6 separate regions of the Homo sapiens genome follow, and all the other regions are linked to region 2. The links are chromatin contacts, found by Hi-C or POLR2A ChIA-PET in ENCODE. All regions are on one chromosome and are shown on one strand. The core of a region is the stretch at or near the end of the contact, and the rest is flanking DNA. Distances in the headings are between cores, read along the strand shown.

The links. A loop is a pair of places that touch in the nucleus more often than their neighbours do. ChIA-PET counts read pairs that join two places held with the same protein, here RNA polymerase II (POLR2A). Pooled maps may share reads with other maps.
Region 1: a loop to region 2 is called in a pooled map, with 2.8 times the contacts of the local background. The contact joins the enhancer-like site here to the promoter of CAT in region 2. A Hi-C loop is called at or near these places in 1 of 50 pooled maps. POLR2A ChIA-PET finds 5 or more read pairs at or near these places in 2 of 52 experiments (CD4-positive, alpha-beta T cell and T-cell).
Region 3: a loop to region 2 is called in a pooled map, with 5 times the contacts of the local background. The contact joins the enhancer-like site here to the promoter of CAT in region 2. A Hi-C loop is called at or near these places in 2 of 37 single-sample maps with no recorded cell type and 2 of 50 pooled maps.
Region 4: a map of CD8-positive, alpha-beta T cell shows a loop between it and region 2 (9-fold over the local background). The contact joins the promoter of TCP11L1 here to the promoter of CAT in region 2. A Hi-C loop is called at or near these places in 2 of 168 maps with a recorded cell type or tissue (CD8-positive, alpha-beta T cell and chondrocyte) and 8 of 50 pooled maps.
Region 5: a loop to region 2 is called in a map of CD8-positive, alpha-beta T cell, with 13 times the contacts of the local background. The contact joins the promoter of COMMD9 here to the promoter of CAT in region 2. A Hi-C loop is called at or near these places in 3 of 168 maps with a recorded cell type or tissue (CD4-positive, alpha-beta T cell and CD8-positive, alpha-beta T cell) and 9 of 50 pooled maps.
Region 6: a loop to region 2 is called in a map of B cell, with 13 times the contacts of the local background. The contact joins the promoter of CSTF3 here to the promoter of CAT in region 2. A Hi-C loop is called at or near these places in 3 of 168 maps with a recorded cell type or tissue (B cell and naive thymus-derived CD4-positive, alpha-beta T cell), 1 of 37 single-sample maps with no recorded cell type and 13 of 50 pooled maps.

Annotation. Positions count from the first base shown.
Region 1 is chr11:35,720,425-35,723,782 of GRCh38, reverse strand. The region is part of intron 2 of TRIM44 (tripartite motif containing 44); the gene reads right to left. Among named protein-coding and RNA genes, the nearest start is that of TRIM44, 59 kb to the right of the region's middle. RefSeq lists an enhancer at 1,489-1,588. Within about 2 kb of position 1,667, at least 3 of the 41 ENCODE cell types and tissues checked have a DNase peak (open chromatin) inside an H3K27ac peak, as active enhancers do.
Region 2 is chr11:34,437,370-34,440,399 of GRCh38, reverse strand. It overlaps CAT (catalase), which reads right to left and starts at 1,466. Exons shown (of 13, transcript NM_001752.4): 1 at 1,321-1,466. The coding sequence starts at 1,386. RefSeq lists enhancers at 1,134-1,433, 1,604-1,653.
Region 3 is chr11:33,386,273-33,389,489 of GRCh38, reverse strand. All of the region lies in intron 1 of KIAA1549L (KIAA1549 like), which reads right to left. Among named protein-coding and RNA genes, the nearest start is that of KIAA1549L, 12 kb to the right of the region's middle. Within about 2 kb of position 1,774, at least 3 of the 41 ENCODE cell types and tissues checked have a DNase peak (open chromatin) inside an H3K27ac peak, as active enhancers do.
Region 4 is chr11:33,038,241-33,041,290 of GRCh38, reverse strand. It overlaps TCP11L1 (t-complex 11 like 1), which reads right to left and starts at 1,719. Exons shown (of 10, transcript NM_018393.4): 1 at 1,499-1,719. RefSeq lists enhancers at 899-1,218, 1,699-2,048, 1,769-2,316 and a silencer at 1,319-1,718.
Region 5 is chr11:36,287,480-36,290,798 of GRCh38, reverse strand. It overlaps COMMD9 (COMM domain containing 9), which reads left to right and starts at 1,375. Exons shown (of 6, transcript NM_014186.4): 1 at 1,375-1,437. The coding sequence starts at 1,387. RefSeq lists enhancers at 1,225-1,474, 1,311-2,013.
Region 6 is chr11:33,160,028-33,163,141 of GRCh38, reverse strand. It overlaps CSTF3 (cleavage stimulation factor subunit 3), which reads left to right and starts at 1,662. Exons shown (of 21, transcript NM_001326.3): 1 at 1,662-1,843. The coding sequence starts at 1,817. It overlaps CSTF3-DT (CSTF3 divergent transcript), which reads right to left and starts at 1,485. Exons shown (of 4, transcript NR_034027.1): 1 at 1,361-1,485. RefSeq lists enhancers at 1,278-1,697, 2,433-3,114.

The DNA of each region.
Region 1 (3,358 bases), core at 418-2,917, 1.3 Mb before region 2:
GCTACCAGTAACTAAAAATGGATATCATAATAAAAACTGACTCACAACCTATTTTACTAGACTTCACATACACATGTGGTTCAGTTAGGAAGCTGACATCTCACTTAGTAAAGGTGTGGGCCAGACTGCAGCAGGTGAATGAGTCATGGATTTTAAAATTCTCTATTTCCCATGGCTTTAATTACATAGGGTTTTCAGCATGACACTGTATTTTATACAGATCAGGTCACAAATGAAAACTGAAGGAAAAAATAATCCGCTTTACAAAACCTTTATGCCTTTTTCCCACTCTCATTCTCTAATTAACAAATAAGCATTTTCCAACCTAAGACATCAAAACCTTTGGCATGTTAGTTACAATCAAGCTGATATATCTTTGTTATAGTTGCATTAGGGTGAAGTGGAATATGATTAAACATAGCATTGTATTGAAATTATAACATAGCACTGCAATTTGAAAATTTTGACCACTGTATGGTCAGAACTACCTATTGAACATCTGAATCTAACCTTCTAATTTTATAGGTGAAGGGGAAAAAAAGTCACAGAGAAGTACGATAATAAAGTTAGGTTTAGAAACTTTCCTCTGGTCCAGTCTAATGTACTTTTACAACTCATCATTTCAAAAGAGTTATAAATGAGAATCTGTCGAAACAAGAAAAAGAAAGAGAAGGAGAGATAGAGAAAGAGAGAGAGAGACGAGGGAGGGAGAGAGTTGGAAGGGGGAGAGGGAGGGAGGGAGGTAGAGAGAGACAGAAGGAGGGAGGTAGAGAGAGAAAGAGAGAGAGATTGAAAAACAATTTGTTTCAGAAAAGTATTGCTGAGATGAACTGAGAATAATGGTCAGGGTTAGGAGCAGGAAGCTACTCAAAAGAGAAGCATCCAAATCTACACTGAATATTTCAGAAACATTTGTTTTGTCACAGGCGTCTGAACCAAAGCCACTCCATTTTGAATACAGGCTGGGTAAAATAAGACTGAGACCTACTGGGCTGCCTTCCCAGAAGGTTAGGCATTCTTAGGATGAGATAAGAGGTCGGCACAAGATACAGGTCATAAAGACCTTGCTGATAAAGCACGTTTGCAGTAAAGAAGCTGGCCAAATCCCACTAAAATAGGATGGCGATGAGAATGACCTCTGGTGGTCCTCACCATTACAGTCCCACCAGCACCATGACAGTTTACAAATACCATGGGAATGCCAGGAAGTTACTCTATATGGTCTAAAAAGGGGAGGCATGAATAATCCACCCCTTGCTTAGCATATGATCAAGAGATAACCATAAAAATAGGCAACCAGCAGCCCTTGGGGCTGCTCTGCCTATGGAGTAGCCATTTTTTCATTCCTCTACTTTCTTAATAAACTTGCTTTCATTTCACTATATGGACTCGCCCTGAATTCTTTCGTGAGCAAGATCCAAGAACCCTCTCTGGGGTCTGGGTCAGGACCCCTATTTGGTAACAGTCCTACAAGCCAAATTTCCTGCAAGGTGTTAAGGAGACTACTCCAAAAATAACTTTAAAAATTGTAGACTGCATGAAATAGAGTTTGAAGACTCTAAATATCTCCCCAAAAAGTCCATTTTCACTTCCCTCTTCCTCATTTGAAAGGCCATTGTTCTAAAACAGAAAAACAAAAAAGCAGGAAATGGAACTTTTTCAGATGCTACAAGCTGTCCACACTCCCACAGCACAGTGTCCTCCCCACTTGCCAGTGTCTATGGAAACTTCAAGTTGGGAAGTTCAAAGTTAAGGCATCTGTTTAGCCTTCAGCATTTATTCCTACATTGTACTCCAAGACAGCTCCTTCCAAACTTAGGCCAGACTCCAGTGAGGGCAGGCAAGGGAAAAACTTCATCAACAAGGAGGTCAAGGCTTTTTCAATGGATGGCAAGATCTCCTATTTCTTGTGTCTTTTGTGTATCAGTGGAATAGCCACTATTTGTGAATAAAACAACTGCCCACCCACCAGGCTTAGAAAATTATTCAGCAGCCTAGAAACACGGTAGACATAAACTCTGAACAGCATTCCACTACCAACATTCTCAGTGATGTCATCCTCAGCGACCTAGTTAGAAGCCTGAAATGAGCAGGTTTTACAATGGGGTATTGAGAATGAAAGGACAAAAGTTTACTGAAGTGAACATTTAAACTCTTCATTAAGCTATCTTTCTCATCTTCTTCAGAAGCCTCCAGGCAAAAGCAGTCATTTGTATCTTTACTTCTTTCATCACCTCCACTTTGTTAATAAGGTACTACCACTGGAACTCTATCTCAGTTAACCGCTTAGTTACTTCAGGTATCCACTCAATGAAATAATATAATGGTATTTACTATTGCTGTTGTTACTGTTATTATTTTCATTATAAAAGACCAAAATAAATACCAAAATGTTGGAGAGTGGTTATCTGTGAATGGTGGAATTACAAGTACTTTTCTCTTTTTCACTTCTCAGTCCAAATTTTCTAAAATAACATGTAACACTTTTTAAAAACTATTTTTTAAAAGAAATGTGGCTTAAAGAAAATCTCAACAAAATACTAGCAAGTCAAATTAATCCATATATAAAAAGAATTATAGGCCAGGTGTGGTGGCTCATGCCTGTAATACCGGCACTTTGGGAGGTTGACGTGGGTGGATCACCTGAGGTCAGGAGTTTGAGACCAGCCCGGCCAACATGGTGAAAACCCACTTCTACTAAAAATACAAAATTTAGCTGGGTGTGTTGGTGCACACCTATAATCCCAGCTACTCAGGAGGCTGAGGCACGAGAATCGCTTGAACCTGGGAGGCGGAGGTTGCAGTGAGGGGAGATGGTGCCACTGCACTCCAGCCTAGGTGACAGAGCAAGACTGTTAAAAAAAAAAAAAAAAGAATTATATACCATGACATAAATGAGGGATATATACCAAGTATGCAAGACTGGTTCAACATTTGAAAAATCAGCTAATATAATTTATCTACATCAACAGGCTAAAGAGGAAAAATCACAATAGATACAGAAAAATCACCTGACAAAACTCAACACTCATTTATTATAAAAACTCTCAGTACACTAGGAATGGGGTGGGGGGGAGCTTCCTCCACTTAATAAAGAACATCTACAATTACCTACAGCCAACAACACACTTAATGGTCAGAAACTCAAGGCTTTCCCGCTAAGATGAGGAACAAGGCAAGGATGTCCCCTCTCACCTTTTCTTTTCAACACTGTACTGAAAATCCTAGCTTACGCAGCAAGTCAAGAAAAGGAAATAAAAGGTATACAGATTGGGAAAGAAGAAATAAAACTGTCTTTGCAGATGATAAGATTGTCTATGTAGAAAATCTGAAAGAATTCACCAAAAAAAAAGGAAAA
Region 2 (3,030 bases), core at 217-2,716:
TTGTCTCTGCCACTAAGTAGTGGCACATCCTTTACTAAGACTCTACCTCTCTCTGGTTTACTTTAAGAGCTCATGAACCAACCTAATGGTATATAACAAAGAACAGGGCCAAGAGGGGAGATTTTCCAGGCCCTTGGAGGAGAATGGCAGCCTTTTCCCAAACAGGGAACCATTAAAGCAATCCATGAGCACTTAGCATTAATACCCCAGTTCACGAACCTGAGTTTTGAGCAAGAGCACTAGGCAGAATAGGGAAAACAGGGCTGCAGTCCTCTGTCTACCATTAACCAGCAGCCAGGGAACAGGGCAAGACCTTTAGACTCCCTGGGCCAATCTGCCAACAGTAGACTCAGACCAGATGTGGTCTCATCTAATCCAACCTCCTCATAGATGCCCTCTGAGACTCTGCAGCCGTGGGCACAGGCCAGGAATGCCTCCCCCACCACCAAGTTAAAATCCTACTCATTTAAAAAAATTCCTGTTCAAATGTCACCTGCTTTGTCCGGCCCACCTGGTCACTCCCTCTACATTCTACAGATAACCTCTATTAGAGCCCTCACCACGCTGGAGTGTAATCATCTGTTTATGTGTCTCGTCTCCCAGACTAGACTCTCAGCTTCTCAAGGGTGTTGTTCTTGCCGCACTGGAATTTGTACACCTTGCCCCGAACAGTGCCTAGCACCTACAGGTGCTCAAAGAATAGAATAAACGCATTAATCAATCCCTAATGTCACCCCCCAGCTCTAAAATGCTAGGCTTGACATTTTGAAGTGCAAATGAGACAATGAATGTAAAAGTTCTTTTATTTAGTCGTTTAATAATGTGCATAGTACGTACCAGTCACTGTGACTGGTGCTGGAGACCTCAAGATTGTAAAACACAATCCCTGCCCTGCTGGGACCCCACAACTATGAAAGCGTGTAAACAGTATTTCAAGAAGGGCACCATTAGAGCCTGGTTCCACTTCTCCCCTCACTGACTTCCTTGCAGCTGCAGCTCTCTGCCTCTTTCCCCATGAGCCCTCAATCTGTCCTCAAGCTGCGACCTCTGTCCCAGTTGGCAAAAGTGCAAAATTCTGAAGCAACCACCCGAGCCTGTCGCGGACAACAAAGCCTGCAGTCCCGCGCCCCACTACCCGGACCCCCCTCCCCTGCTTCGGCGAATGTAAAAGTCCGTCTGCACCGAAGGGGATCCCCCCTGCCCAGTGAGCCGCGGTACAGTCCCTCCAAGCGCCGCCCCGGGGGAAGCCGGGCCTTTACTTGCCGACGCCCCCGCTTTCTAAACGGACCTTCGGGCCCGCTCGGGGAGCACAGAGTGTACCTGCGCGGCCCGCTGCTCCTTCCAGTGCTGCATCTGGTCGCTGGCGGGATCCCGGCTGTCAGCCATAGCGTGCGGTTTGCTGTGCAGAACACTGCAGGAGGCCTCGGCTCGTGGGTCTCCACCCTCAGCAGGCAAATCTGCCTGTTGCCCCGAGTCCGTGGCGACTTCAGGCTCAGCCAATCAGCACCACCCCCTCGTCCCGCCCCCTCGGGAGGACTGCCTTCTGATTGGCTGCTCGGCGCTAGGCAGGCCAAGATTGGAAGCCCAATGGGCTCGGAGCAGGGCTCTCCGAAGGAGGCCTGAAGACCGGAGATACCCAGGAGGGTGCGGAAAGGAAGGGTCCCGCTCTGGCCCAGCAATTGGAGAGCCTCGCCCCGCCGGCCCGGGGTGCCCGGGATAGCCGAACCCAGGGCGGGGCTCCCGGTTATCAGCATCCTTCAGGCCGCCCTGGGACGCGGCCGTTGGTGGCCTGCCAGTTTTGCAGACGGAATACTTAGACCCTGCTGGGTGGGGCCTTGCGCTCCATAGCTATGCTTTCTCAGCTCTTAAAAAGTCAGCAATCCTGGGTTAAATTACTCTGTACAAAATTAAATTTTGCCATACGCTAATGTAAGTATTATTTGCAACCAAAGGATGGATGGATGCTTTTCTTTTTCTTTCTTAGCTCTTCTTAACTTATTCGTGGATTATCACTTACTAGACTAGTATACTAATTATTTAATATAAAAACACTCTGAAACGTTTATCTCCGTACAGATGGGTGTTGATTTCCTCCTTTACCAGAGAAAAACAACTTAACTTAGATGGGAAAAATGTATTCCCTTGTGATGGGAAAAATGTATTCAACTCTGGTACACTGCCAAATTGGCTTCTTTAAACACTGGAGAAATCTGCTTCCCCAAATTTTACCCCCAGGTAAGCAGGAATTTTGAAAAGCTTTGTGTCTTTAAAAAGCTATGTTGAAGAGTAAAATACTTAGTAATATATAGTACAATATTTAGTAAGTTACTGACTAGTTTGTCATTGTAATCAAAGAGTTTGAATGATTTCTACACCTCCTCAGGTGCTAGGATTTATCTTTAAGCACCTTAATATATATACATAGTATATACCATCATCTTCAAATTAAAAGTTATCAGCTTTTAATTTTTTCCAGTACAACTACATATAATGGGTGGATATATAATAGTGGAAACTTCACATGTTGTTCTTGATCTTACAAAAGTATGATAAGAATCTTGGGCATAAAAGTGGAACTTTAGCAGTTCATTGGAAAAGAAAGCCACAAATTGATCTTTAGCACCCTATACTTTTCCTATATTAAAAACAATTATAAAGATGCTGTTGGCTGTGTAATTTGGTGTCTTTTTCTACCTGCCCGATCCATACTGCCAAGACTGTAAACTCCATGTGGGTCAGGATCCTCCCATCCATAATTTATTGAGCACTTACTATATACCAGGGACTATTCTCAGCTTTTTGTATATTTGCTTAGTTAACCCTCCCAACAACCCTATGAGTTAGATACTAATATTATCTTCATTTTACAGATTAGGAAACAGAGGTATAGGGAGGTTAAATAACTTGCCCAAAGTTACACAGCTATTAAGGGATAGTCAGGATTCTAGCTTCAGCTGTTCATCTCCAAAGTCCACAGTTTGTTGAATAAATAAATGTTGAAATAATCGAGCAAATCATCTTCTTAACTAA
Region 3 (3,217 bases), core at 525-3,024, 1.1 Mb after region 2:
TAATTATGTTCAAAATAATGCTCCAAAGACTGATCCTCCCATTCTTTTCAAAACAAAGACTTCTTAACGGACAATGAAGGATACAAATCTAGAGATATTTTTATTCATCCCTTTTCAACAAGAACTTATAAGCCACACTGTCAATTTCAACACATTTTCTTCTCACACTTCCCATTTTTCTTCAGCCTTCTTGGGTTTGCTGTTGACACCTGGTAAATAAAAAGGCAAGTGACAGGGGAACGGCATTCATTACTAGGGACAGAGGTAGGCAGACAGGTCTGGGAGTCCCAGTTTCATTCTAGATACTTCATTCCATATTTCATGTGGAAAGACTGAAGTTAGAAGTATTCTAGGCTTCCCCATTTACTTGAACTGCATAAATACCAAAACCATTTTGTGTGTCTGACGTCAGGAGATTTTATTTCTAGCTAAGAATAGATTTAACATATATAAATCTCAATCTAAATCGAATTCACCTCTTGTGGTTAGGACACTTGGGCAAAGCCACGTCTGAGTGAACAGGAGGCAGGTGCAGCAGCGACCTTGGCCTATGTTGAGGAAGCTACTTGGCCTTATTTATATCTAGGATTGGTTATAACATGAATTTATCCCCATTCTATGTGGTGTTTAAAAGGGCCCATGATTTTTCTTAAATGTCTGCAGAAGTATCGTCTAGAGAAGGAAGCCAGGGAGTAAAGGAAAATGGGCAGAACCGTCTAAGGAGATATTTTAACTCTAGGTTTGAATCTGACCTGTGTTGTTAAAGCTATTTATTCTCTTTTATAATAAAAGGTCTTTCCCTGTTTCTAACAGAAGTTCAAGTTCTCTCATGACACAATTTAGTTAGCATGGAAAGAGGGTCATGATATAGTGTTAACGGGAAAAGCAAGTTGCTGAATATTATACCTTTTATATCTTAAAAAAAAATTAAGTTGAGGCTACGTCTATGGATATAAATATTTGTATGAAGAGGTCTGGAAGGATCCATCACACTTGACTGACAGCATGACTCTAGAGAATAGCAAGGTGATATGGTTTGGCTGTGTCTCCACCCAAATCACACCTTGAATTGTAGTTCCCATAATCCCCATGCATTGTGGAAGGGACTCAGTAGGAGGTAACTGAATCATGGGGGCAGTTACCCCTACGCTATTCTTCTGATAGTGAGTTCTCACAAGATCTGATGGTTTTATTCTCCCCACTTCACTCGGCACTTCTCTTTCCTGCCATCATATGAAGAAGAATGTGTTTGTTTCCCCTTCTGCCATGATTGTAACTTTCCTGAGGCCTCCCCAGCCATGCGGAACTGTGAGTCAACTAAACTTCTTCCCTTTCTAAATTACTCAGTCTCGGGCAGTTCTTTATAGTAGCGTGAGAGTGGACTAATACACAAGGCAAAGAGGGCCTTTTGCATTTTACTGCATCTACCTGAGTATTGCTTGAATTTAATAAAATATATATTACTTTCATAATTTTTTAAAATCCAATGAAGATTGAAGATAGGCCTATATTTATCTGGGCCTCACACTGGAACTATGACAGCAAACTGTGGGAAAACTCTTCCCTTTTCAGAATGAAAATCGTTGGCTGGGCTTGGCTGCTAATGTAGGAAGAAGCAGGAAATGCAGATGGTAGAACTCCACCAAAACATCTGCTTATGGCTTGTAAAGACACAGACGGGGGATGGGGGAAGAAGGGAAGATCTTGAGGCTGTTATCCACAGATGAGAAAACGAAAGCCCTGAAAAGTGAAATGATTTGGTAACAGCCAGGGGTGACCTCAGTCTCCTGAATGCAACCAATGCAATTTTCCCTCACCCAGGCTGTTTTCCCTAGACCTTAAACCAAAGTAGTGTCTGCTGGTAGCTTTCAGAATGAGAAAATGGGCCAGGAATGATAGTTCATGCCTATAATCCCAGCACTTTGGGAGGCCGAGACTGGCAGATTACTTGAGGTTAGGAGTTCGAGACCAGACTGGCCAACATGGTGAAACCCCATCTCTACTAAAAATACAAAAATTAGCCAGGTGCAGTGGTGCGTGCCTGTAGTCCCAGCTACTTGGGAGGCTGAGGCAGGAGAATTGCTTGAACCTGGGACGTGGAGATTGCAGTGAGCCGAGACTGTGCCACTGCACTCCAGCCTGGACAACAGAATCAGACTCCATCTCAAAAAAATAAAATAAAATAAAGAGAGAGAGAATGAGAAAATGAACTAGAGGTACCTGATACTTTTTATTTTACTAAAGAAATCCTTGAGGGATCTTCAATATCATCTGTAAGCTCACGGGCCTTAAAAGAGAAATTGTTCTGCACAAACACGTCCATAAAGCAGAAGTGGGAATACTTCTCTCTCATTTTATTTTATTTTATTTATCTTTTATTTTTGAGACAGAGTCTTGCTATGTCACCCAGGCTGGAGTGCAGTGGCACAATCCCGACTCACTGCAACCTCCACCTCCTGGGTTCCAACAATTCTCATGCTTCAGCCTCCCAAGTAGCTGGGACTATAGGTGTGCACCACCATACCTGGCTAATTTTTGTATTTTTAGTAGAGACGGGGTTTCATCACATTAACCAGGATGGTCTCGAACTCCTGACCTCAAGTGATCCACCCTCCTTGGGCTCCCAAAGTGTTGGGATTACAGGATTGAGCCACCGCATCTGGCCCCTATTATTTTATAGACCAGCACTACCCTTCTAACAAAACCAGACACCTTTTAGCAAAACAAAACTACAGACCAATACCCCTCATGAACATGAAACTAAAAATTCCTAACAATGGCCTGGCCGTTGTTAGAAATTTCTTTTGAGATGGAGTCTTGCTCTTGTCACCCAGGCTGGAGTGCAGTGGCATGATCTCAGCTCACTGCAACCTCTGCCTCCCAGGTGCAAGCGATTCTCCTGCCTCAGCCTCCTGAGTGGCTGGGATTACAGGCACCCACCACCATACCCAGCTAATTTTTTTGTGTTTTTAGTAGAGACAGGGTTTCACCATGTTGGCCAGGCTGGTTTCGAACTTCTGACATTAGGTGATCCTCCTGCCTTGGCCTCCCAAAGTGCTGGGATTACAGGCATGAGCCACCACATCTGGCCAGGAATTTCTTTAGTTTGTAAAAAGTTGTCTTTTTACAAACTAAAGATAAACCCTGTGATCATCTCAATAGACAAAGAGAAAGCATTTGCCAAAATCTGATAACCAGTCATGATAAAAATTCACAG
Region 4 (3,050 bases), core at 470-2,969, 1.4 Mb after region 2:
CAAAACGCTGCTAATTTTATTATCTTCACATGCTGAGAAGGAGCCCAGGAGGGATGAAGTAATTCATTCTGTGCAGTGAGGAGGAAAGGGAGGATTTCTAGGTCTCTAATGCTCAGCTTAGTAAACTAACCCCATCCTTAAGATTGAGTTCAAGTCCTGTCTCTTCCCAGGACACTTCCCGGACCTCACCAGTGATTGCACCTTTCTCAACTCCTGCAGGGCTGGCTAGTTGACATTTGGCATTTGTCACTGCCTTAAATTCAATTCAAAGCGTGCTTATTTAAATAGAAAGATGCAAATACATAGTCTAGAGGGGGAGGCAGACAGGCTTACAAGGAGCCATAATGAAACTTAAGTGGCATTATGAAATTGCCCAGGGAATATAGCAGAGGAAGAAACTAACTCTGCCTGGGAGGAGATTGAGAAAACCTTCCCAGAAAAGATGACATTTGAACTGATCTTTAAAAGGAGTAGGATTTCACCTAGTTAAAACATGTCTGGAGGGGGAGAGGAGGGGGAGAGGAGGTGAAAAGGAGGGCATTTCACTCAGAGGGCAGAAGCCAAGGCACAAGAAAATGAGAAAAGGAAGTGGCTAGAGATGATGGAAAGATGCGTTGGGGCCAGATGGTAAAAGTGCTAGTTTTTATTTTAAAATTCCCCACCTAGATTTCGAACTTCTTAAGAGCCAGGACCAGTCATATTCCCCACTTATGCTCCATCTGTATATCCCCCAAATAGACACCCACAAGTATCTGTTGATAGAGATGAATCCCTACGTCATCTCTGTGATGTCACTGTATCTGGGAGGCTGGGCGTTGGTTTCAGACATACCTGGGCCCCAATTCTGGCTCTTTACTAGCTGTGTAACTTCAGTGTCCTCCTCTGTAAAACACAGCTACCTACCTGCTCGGTTTGGGGGGAGATGAAACGAGGGATTGTGCACGGCAGGCCTTCTACAAATGGTAACTCTAATTAAAGGGCTCTAGGATGCGGCCACGAACCATTTAATTTGCTTATATCGCGCGCATCCATTCAACCCCCACTGTGTCTAAAAAGAGAGCCGAGGGGAGGAGGATCCTCGCACTTGCCAAGAAGACGGTCATCCGTCGGCGCTGCACGCGGGCCTAGGCTGGACACAAGAGGCTCCCCAGCAGAAAGGGTCTTTCGGCAAAAGAAAAAAGGGGCTCTGTCCCCCGGCGCCGGGAATCCCCTCCTCTGGCACTGAGCTCCACTCGCGCCCGGCGTCCGGATTCCGTTGTAAACAGCTGTTCAGGCCAGCGAGGGAGTGGCAGGGCCGGGAGTAGGGGAGGACGCGGGCGCGCCGAGAGGACAGCCTCGAGGGGTGAGCTCCACCCGCCCGCGGACCCCGCCTCTTCCTCGCCTGCCCCCGACATCCCGGGATGGGATCCGACGGGAAGAGGCGAAGAGATGCCTGCGACTTGGACCGCGCGCCTCCCGGACGGGCCCCGCCAGCCTCCGCCCCAGCTCCCGCTCTCACCTGCCACGGAGTCGGCGTTCTCCCTCCTGCCGCTCCCGCCGCGAATCAGGCGCGGGCTGGCGCCGCGGCGGAAGCCGGAGGGATGCGCGGCAGGCAGGGGCGGTTCAGCCTCTGCCCCTCCGAGGCCGCATCCCTCGCCACGCGGCGGGCGGTCCTCCCAGCCCGACTCGGGTGGGCAGCGGTCAGAGCGGCCGCTTCTCAGCATCAGGAAGGAGGAGACTGCTCTTGGCCGGGAGGCGCCAGCCCAATATAGGGCAGCGCCATGTCTTCGTACGGAAAGGCGGGAGGGTCTTTCCCCTGCTTGCCGAAGGGGTTCAGTAAGCGGTGACTCGCAGCTGGGCGGCGCCGTGTTTCCTCAGGGAGAGGTGGAAAACATGGCCGATGACCGCTCAGGGGGCTCCGTGGCCAGTGGCTCCCAGCCAAGAGTCGCCCGCCGCACGCAGTGAGGCGCCATGTTTTCGTACGGAAACGCGAGAGGCATGGCCGAGTGCCCGCCGATGAGTCTCAGCTGGCGGTGGCTCGAAGCTGGGGATGGCCCGCCCCTAGGCGCCATGTTTCCATACGGAAAGACGGAACGCGCGCCGCATCCCAGCCGCTGGTGCGGGTGACGCGAGGAGAAAGGGAGGCGGAGAAGGCGCGGGTCAGTCAAAAGAAGGAATAAGAAGCCATTGCATCTGAAACCTTCCCCGCCCGTTCTTTGAAATTTAATTTTGCCATCCTGTTTGTAGCTACACAAAGTTTATTCCCCTTCTCTCATTTCCTCAGCTTTAAAAAAAAGTTAGTCCGGGCGCAGCAGCTCACGCCTGTAATCCCAGCACTTTGAGAGGCCGAGGCGGGCGGATCACGAGGTCAAGAGATCGAGACCATCCTGGCCAACATGGTGAAACCTCGTCTTTACTAAAAATACGAAAATTAGCTGGGTGTGGTGGCGCGCGCCTGTAGTCCCAGCTACTCGGGAGGCTGAGGCAGGAGAATCGCTTGAATCTGGGAGGCGGAGGTTGCAGTGAGGCGAGATCGCGCCACTGCACTGCGGCCTGGAGACAGACCGAGACTCTGTCTCAAAAACAAACAAACAAAAAAAAACTACAAAAAAGCAGATGGGGTGACATTGGTGCTTTCAAACACTGCTTCTAAATAGATCACATGTGGGTAGTTATTGCTAACGTATTGAAGGCCGAGTGCAATACCAGACCCTCAAACCATTTACTAACTTGCACATTAAAGTCTTTGCTTTAAAAAAAAAAAAAAAAAGACAAAAACAGAAGTTCTCTGGTGAAGATTCACTTTTTGGAGGAAAAAACACCAAAAACCCTTAAGATACTCAACTAAATGGAACTGTTAAGATCTACAAAGAATGGCTGGGCGCGGTGGCTCACACCTGTAATCCTAGCTCTTTGGGAGGTCGGAGGTGGGTGGATCACAAGGTCAGGAGTTCGAGACCAGCCTGGCCAATATGGTGAAACCTCGTTTCTACTAAAAATACAAAAAAATTAGCCGGGCATGGTGGCATATGCCTGTAATCCCAGCTACTTGGGAGGCTGAGGCAGGAGAA
Region 5 (3,319 bases), core at 126-2,625, 1.9 Mb before region 2:
CCTGCAAATACCAAGGCAATATCCTCAAATAAGTCACAAAATTTCATCTTAGTCTAATCACTTTTTTGGGTGGTTGTTTATTTAACAAATATTCAATTAACCCAAGACAATGGGCCCAGCCCTATAGATACAGGCAGGAGTTAAACCTAGAACCTACATTGAGTTATAACAGAAACCAGGAATCAGGCCATGAGGGTTCATGGAAAAGAGAGGCCAAGAAAGAGAGCTAGAATCAGGACCCTGTGACAAAATGGTTCTAAAATCTTCTAATCCAGGAATGGGTTCCTCCTTAGACAATTTGATTTTTGGTTTCCTGGGCCTTGACAACATCCCCACAGAAAATGGAGTCGGGGAAGGGGAAGGGGGAGGAGAGGAGACAAAGGAACAAATGTCCTTAGCAGCTTACCAATTTCTGGAATTTCACAAATGGGCATTCTTTCTTAAGCTCGAATATATCAGAACCCATTTTTTGAGCTGGAATTTGCTTAAAAAAAAGTGGAGGGTAGGAAAAGAAAAGAGCCACCCAAATACTAAAGGTAGATAAAGGAAATGTCTGTTTTGATGTACGGTCTCTGAGAACAGGGCAAATCAGAGTCCAGTACTGCCAGTGCAAAATCACTCTTTACAATTATATTCATTATAATTACCTTTTTGAATAAATGAACTAAATCATTTCCATTAACCTCCTCCCCCATCTCACCCCCGTATAACAAGAACCTAGCTAGGTAGTAGCTTTCATTCCATTCCTCTCTTGTCCCCTCTCCCAAACACTTCCTCACCTGCTCTTGTAATCAGATCTTCTCTATGACTATGGGAAAGTTACTAAAAACCCTAAATGATTATTTCCCAATCTGGATAATACTAATAATACCAGCTCCAACCTACTACATAGGCTGAAAAACTATATACGCAGAAGTAATTTTACATTCAAGACAGGATGTGTGCATGTGTGTGTGTCAATTCCAAGAAGCCCGATATGCACAGCCTCATTTTCATTCCAAACACTGGTACGCCGATCACTCCTGAACAACTACGTTTCCAAGGCGCCTGCCAAGCTTGCAGGTGCATTCCCCAAGTGCGCCAGCCCACCCACATGGGTCAAGGGAAAACCTGTTTCCCTGACTTGGTAAGTAGACAAGTCAAGCCAATTTCCTCCCCGAGTAAACCATCCTCCGCCCTGGTCCCCCTAGTCCTTTGGTTCTAGAGTCTCGGGGTTTAGTCATCCAGCCGCCGCGTCCGTCTTGATCCGCGCTCACTGCCGCAGCACCACAACCGAAACGCCTTCCCCCACTCTGAAGGACTACAGCCCCCGGCAGGCCCCGCGACAACAGCGACAGCCACGTGACCTCGCTTCCCTGGGTGCCACGGTCATGTGACTTCGGCAAGATGGCTGCCCTGACAGCGGAGCATTTTGCAGCACTCCAGAGCCTGCTCAAGGTAAGTCGAAGGGGTGGGGACAGCGTGAGGTGGCCCTTTGTCTCCGAGACTTTAGACGGAGCAGGAATTGGGAACAAATTGACCCTGGTTTGGAGCCACAACTCTGCTGCTTGTTCTCTGTGTGATCCCAGGCAAATCGTTGCGTCTTTCTGAGCTTTTAAAAAGTAAGAACAAAATATCGTTTTGACAGGAACGTAAGATAAAAAAAAATAAAATAATGGGCATGAAGGCGCAGTACAACCTCCTGCTATTAGTCTTTGGGATTGGTTTTCGGTATTGGTGCATTGAAGTGGTAATTGCTAGACCCACGTTGTCAGTTCCCCATTTCATCCCGTAGCCCCTCCTGCATTGCACAATTAAGAAATTATCTCCTACTGCGTCTGCCCAGCCCTCCGAATGACCTGTGCGTTCAATGTTCCCTTGAGGTCCAGATTTTCCCTACTCTCTTTGACCTGCGAAAGGGGCAGGACATACTCCTGATAATCATTTGAAAAGTTGTGAGGTTGAAAGGGACCTACTTCATAGGGCTTTGTAAAGCTCAAATGAAGTATTATTATTATTTGAGACGGAGTCTAGCTCTGTTGTCCAGGCTGGAGAGCAGTGGCGCAATCTCGGCTCACTGCAACCTCCGCCCCCCGAGTTCAAGCAATTCTATGCCTCAGCCTTCCGAGTAGCTGGGATTACAGGCGCCCGCCACCAAGCCTGGCAAATTTATGTATTTTTAGTAGAGACGGGGTTTCAACATCTTGGCCAGGCTGGTCTTGAACTCCTGACCGCGTGATCCACTCGCCTCCGCCTTCCAAAGTGTTGGGATTACAGGCGTGAGCCACCGCGCCTGGCCGGAATTATTTAACTTATGATTTGCCCTGTAGGAGAAAGGGCAGCTTTATTTTCCTTCGTAGAACTTGTCGCTAGCTATTTGCCCGTTGTCCGTCTGTCTCATAAGAATGTAAGATCCATCAGGGACCTTTCCTTTCTTCCTCTCTCTTTTTTTTTTTTTTTAAACACCAGGTGAAGAGGGTTGAGTTACTCTCCTCAATTTATGGCACATCATCATCATCGGTCCATGTAATAGTCTCTGTTTTGTTTTACTTATTTATTTTTTAATTGCCTTCTCAGTGTTCATTAGCATTCTCCACTCCTAAGGGGATCTACTCTTTTGTTCACAAGTGTTAATGCCCAATAAGTAGAACAATAATACCTGGCACACAGCACGTGCTCAGTAAATAGCTGTTAAATGAATTAATAAATGAAGTAACAGAGCTGGGACTGGCAATCTAGGGCTCTCAGCTCCCAACCCAGTGCCTTTTCACCTTCATTTTGGCTGCTCTGTACCTACCCCCGCCCCTATACCTGTTGGTCTTATGCACTCTTTTCTTTTAAAAACTTTAAAAGATTAGTGTGTAGTATACATACAGAAAAGTGCATAAACCATACATTTACAGTTAAATGATTTATTACACACCAATGTAACCACCACCAAAGTCAAAAAATGAAATGTTACCAGTACCCCAGAAGTCCCCCTTTCGCCCTTTCTTTGCTTCCTCACTTTCTTCCCCAATGGTAACCTCTATGTTTGCTTCTGATACAATTCATTTAATATTGCCCATGTTTGAACTTAACATAAATGGAATAATACAGCATATACTTTTTTTTTATGCCTGGCTTCTTTTGCTCACCATTATGTAGCAGTAGTTCATTGATTTTCATTGCTACTGTCCTGTGTACTTTCTTTTCTTTTTTTAAAAAAATACTTAGACTTTTTATTATGAGATAATTATAAATCCATATGTAGTTGTAAGAAATAATATAGAGAGATCCCATTTATCCTTTACTCAGTTTCCCTCAGTTCTGCAGGATTCTGCGGAACTATACATAATAT
Region 6 (3,114 bases), core at 413-2,912, 1.3 Mb after region 2:
TTAGCATCAGTTTGCTGTGTGATATTCCATTGCAGAGATAAATCTTGTGATATTTTTAACCAGTCCTCCATTGCTGGATGGTGCAATGAACATCTGTTAATACATATCTTTTGCTCATGTGTCTGATTATTTTAAGGGTAAGATTTCAGCCTGTGGAAAGGGAGTAAGTGTAAGTTTGAGCAGAGGAAAGGAGACCTAAAAGAATAAGGCGAGTCTGGGAACAGTTCACTAGGTTATTTTAGGGCATTGGACCCCCGTAGGCGAGAAATGCTTGCAGACATCTAACGATGACGCTTAAATGGAAGAGCAGTTTGAGAAGATTTAGTATCATTTAATTTTTTATTTTTTATTTTTTTTGAGACGGAGTCTCGCTCTGTAGTCCAGGCTGGAATCTCGGCTCACTGCAACCTCCGCCTCGCGGGTTCAAGCGATTCTCCTGCTTAAGCTTCCCGAGTAACTGGGACTACAGGCGCAAACCACCACGCCCGGCTACTTTTTTTGTATTTTTGGTAGAGACGAGATTTCACCAAGTTGGCCAGGTTGGTCCTGAATTCCTGACTTTATTTATTTATTTTCTGAGACGGAGTCTCGCTCTGCCGCCCAGGCTGGAGTGCAGTGGCGCGATCTCGGCTCACTGCAAGCTCCGCCTCCCAGGTTCACGCCAGTCTCCTGCCTCAGCATCCGGAGTAGCTGGGACTACAGGCGCCCGCCACCACGCCCGGCTAATTTTTTTTTGTGTGTGTGTGTATTTTTAGTAGAGACGGGGTTTTACCGTATTAGCCAGGATGGTCTCATCTCCTGACCTTGTGATCCGCCCGCCTCAGCCTCCCAAAGTGCTGCGATTACAGGCGTGAGCCACCGCACCTGGCCTAGAACTCCTGACTTTAAATGATCCATCCGTTTTGGCCTCCCAAACTGCTGGGATTACAGGCGTGGGCCACCGCGCCCAGTCAATCTCATTTAATCTTAATGCCAGGTACTGTTCTAACACTTTTCTATGTATAATTTATTTCACTTGCAGGTACTATTATTATTCCCATCTATAGGCCAGAAAGCTGAGGTACGAAGTTTAATTACCAGAGTTACTTATCTTCGTTAAAATCCAAGCAGTCTGGGCTACAAACAATTATACCTACTTTGCAGTCAAGGAACCAAGCTGAGATGTTGAGCTGAAAACCCAGGTCTCAGACTTCAAAGCTTTCTACACAAGAGTCGACGGTGGCAGTAAAAATTAATGGGGGCTTGATCTATCCCTCCCACCCCCAAGAAAAGTAAAAAGCAGGAGCTGGGACCAGAGAAAACCTCCACGGAGTCCTTATCCCCTAAATATAAGAGGCATTTAACGTTTAGCATTGCTGACCTGCAATCAGGCTTCAACTGTGAGTAGCCAGGCTCTAAAGCTTGATAACTGAATTCCAAAAAGCGCGCGAGCCTCCAGGCGAAACAGCTTCCCGCCTTCCAGCCGGTTGGAGCCGGCTCAGCAACAGCCTCTCCAAGCCAGGGTAGTGACGTCAGCCCAGGAATTGGGCCCGCCCCGGGATCTCGCTGCTTTCTGCACGCTCGGAATAACCAGAGTCGCGAAATTAGCCCCGCCCACTGCCCCGGAAGTTAATGCGGAAGCCACACACCTCCTCCTCGGCCGGCAGGGGCGCAGCCATTTTAATTCATATTTGAGTGGGCGGTGGCGATTGGTGTTGGCGGTCTGGCTCAGCTGGGCAGGGGGTAACTTTACTGATTTGGGGGTGGTTTTTAGTTTAATTTTTCTTTTCTAGCTTCCCATCGACGGTCAGTGCGCACGTTGTAATCAGCTGAGGCCATGTCAGGAGACGGAGCCACGGAGCAGGTGAGGAAGGAGAGTGGTGGGGCCTCGTGGCGACCTCTTCTCCACGTCTGTTCCTCCGACTGCTCCAGACATGTTCGGCTGAGGAAGGAATTGGGTCTAGTGAACCCGGGGGACAGGGTATATAGAAGAGTGGTGGGAATGGGGAGCAAGATCTAAGATTTAATTTTTTTTTTTTTACTTCTCTCTCTTAGGCATGAATACGAGTAAATACTTGATTTAGACAATAGCGGTAGGCTGCTTCGTCCTATTTAGATTCATGGGACTACTCCAGATGGGATGCTTTCCTTTGATATCGTTTTGGTATTAGAGTGGATAGGAATTATTTTAACGTGCACCCGACGTTTTAGAAAAACTTGACAGTGTTTCTTTTACCCCGCCAAATATACTGTACCCAGAAATAGGTTACTAGTTTGAGAAATATTTGAGACAAAGCTAATCTGGAGAATTAAGACTTAATGAGAGCGAGTGAAGAAAGAAGCAAGTTATGCTGAGGTTTTGGGAATTTTGTGGCTTTCTTTCGTTTTCTTTTCTTTTAGCCACATTTCGTTTTCATTTTTCCAGCTACATAAACATTGCAGGTATAAGTTGAAAATGAGAAGTCTGTTTTGGCCACTGTAAATAAAAGCATCTGTTTTAATAGTAAATATGAGTGACAACTAAATATTTTAAAATTCACACTTTTAGGTTAGATCAGTGTGATTTGTTTCTTTTGCTCTTTGTATTCAGAATTTTGTAGGATAGTATTTACCTTTTAGTGTGAAAGAGGAAGCTAAATAGTTATGAAAAATGCCATTAAATGTGTTTTTCGATCTAAGTCCTGGTGTGTTTAGATAAATACAGTTTCTAAAATGGAGGCTAGGTAGCCTGCAGTCTCAATTTCCTGAAATTTCCCATTGCCATAGCAACGACATGCACTTAGGTTTTCGTTTTTCAGGTTCCCTAGCTTATAACGTGGAAGATGTTATTGGAGGTTGGCAGAGATGAGGCAAAATAGGAGCGTTCTATTGCATAGTCTGTAAGACTGTAGATTTCATTATGTCGGCAGTTTGATTAAATTGTTTTGTGTTTGCCCGAGGACTGGTTTCAGTCCAGAAATCTTCGCACTATTTACATTTTACATAGTGTTAGCATGCCCAAGCATGCAAAGTCTTAAAATTACTGTATCAAAACTGTTTACCCCTTTTCTGATCTAGTATTTGTTATCTGAAAGTGAAGGACTAATGAACTGAGGTTTCATTGAAAGTTTTCGAAATTCATTGTTAATTCTTAGA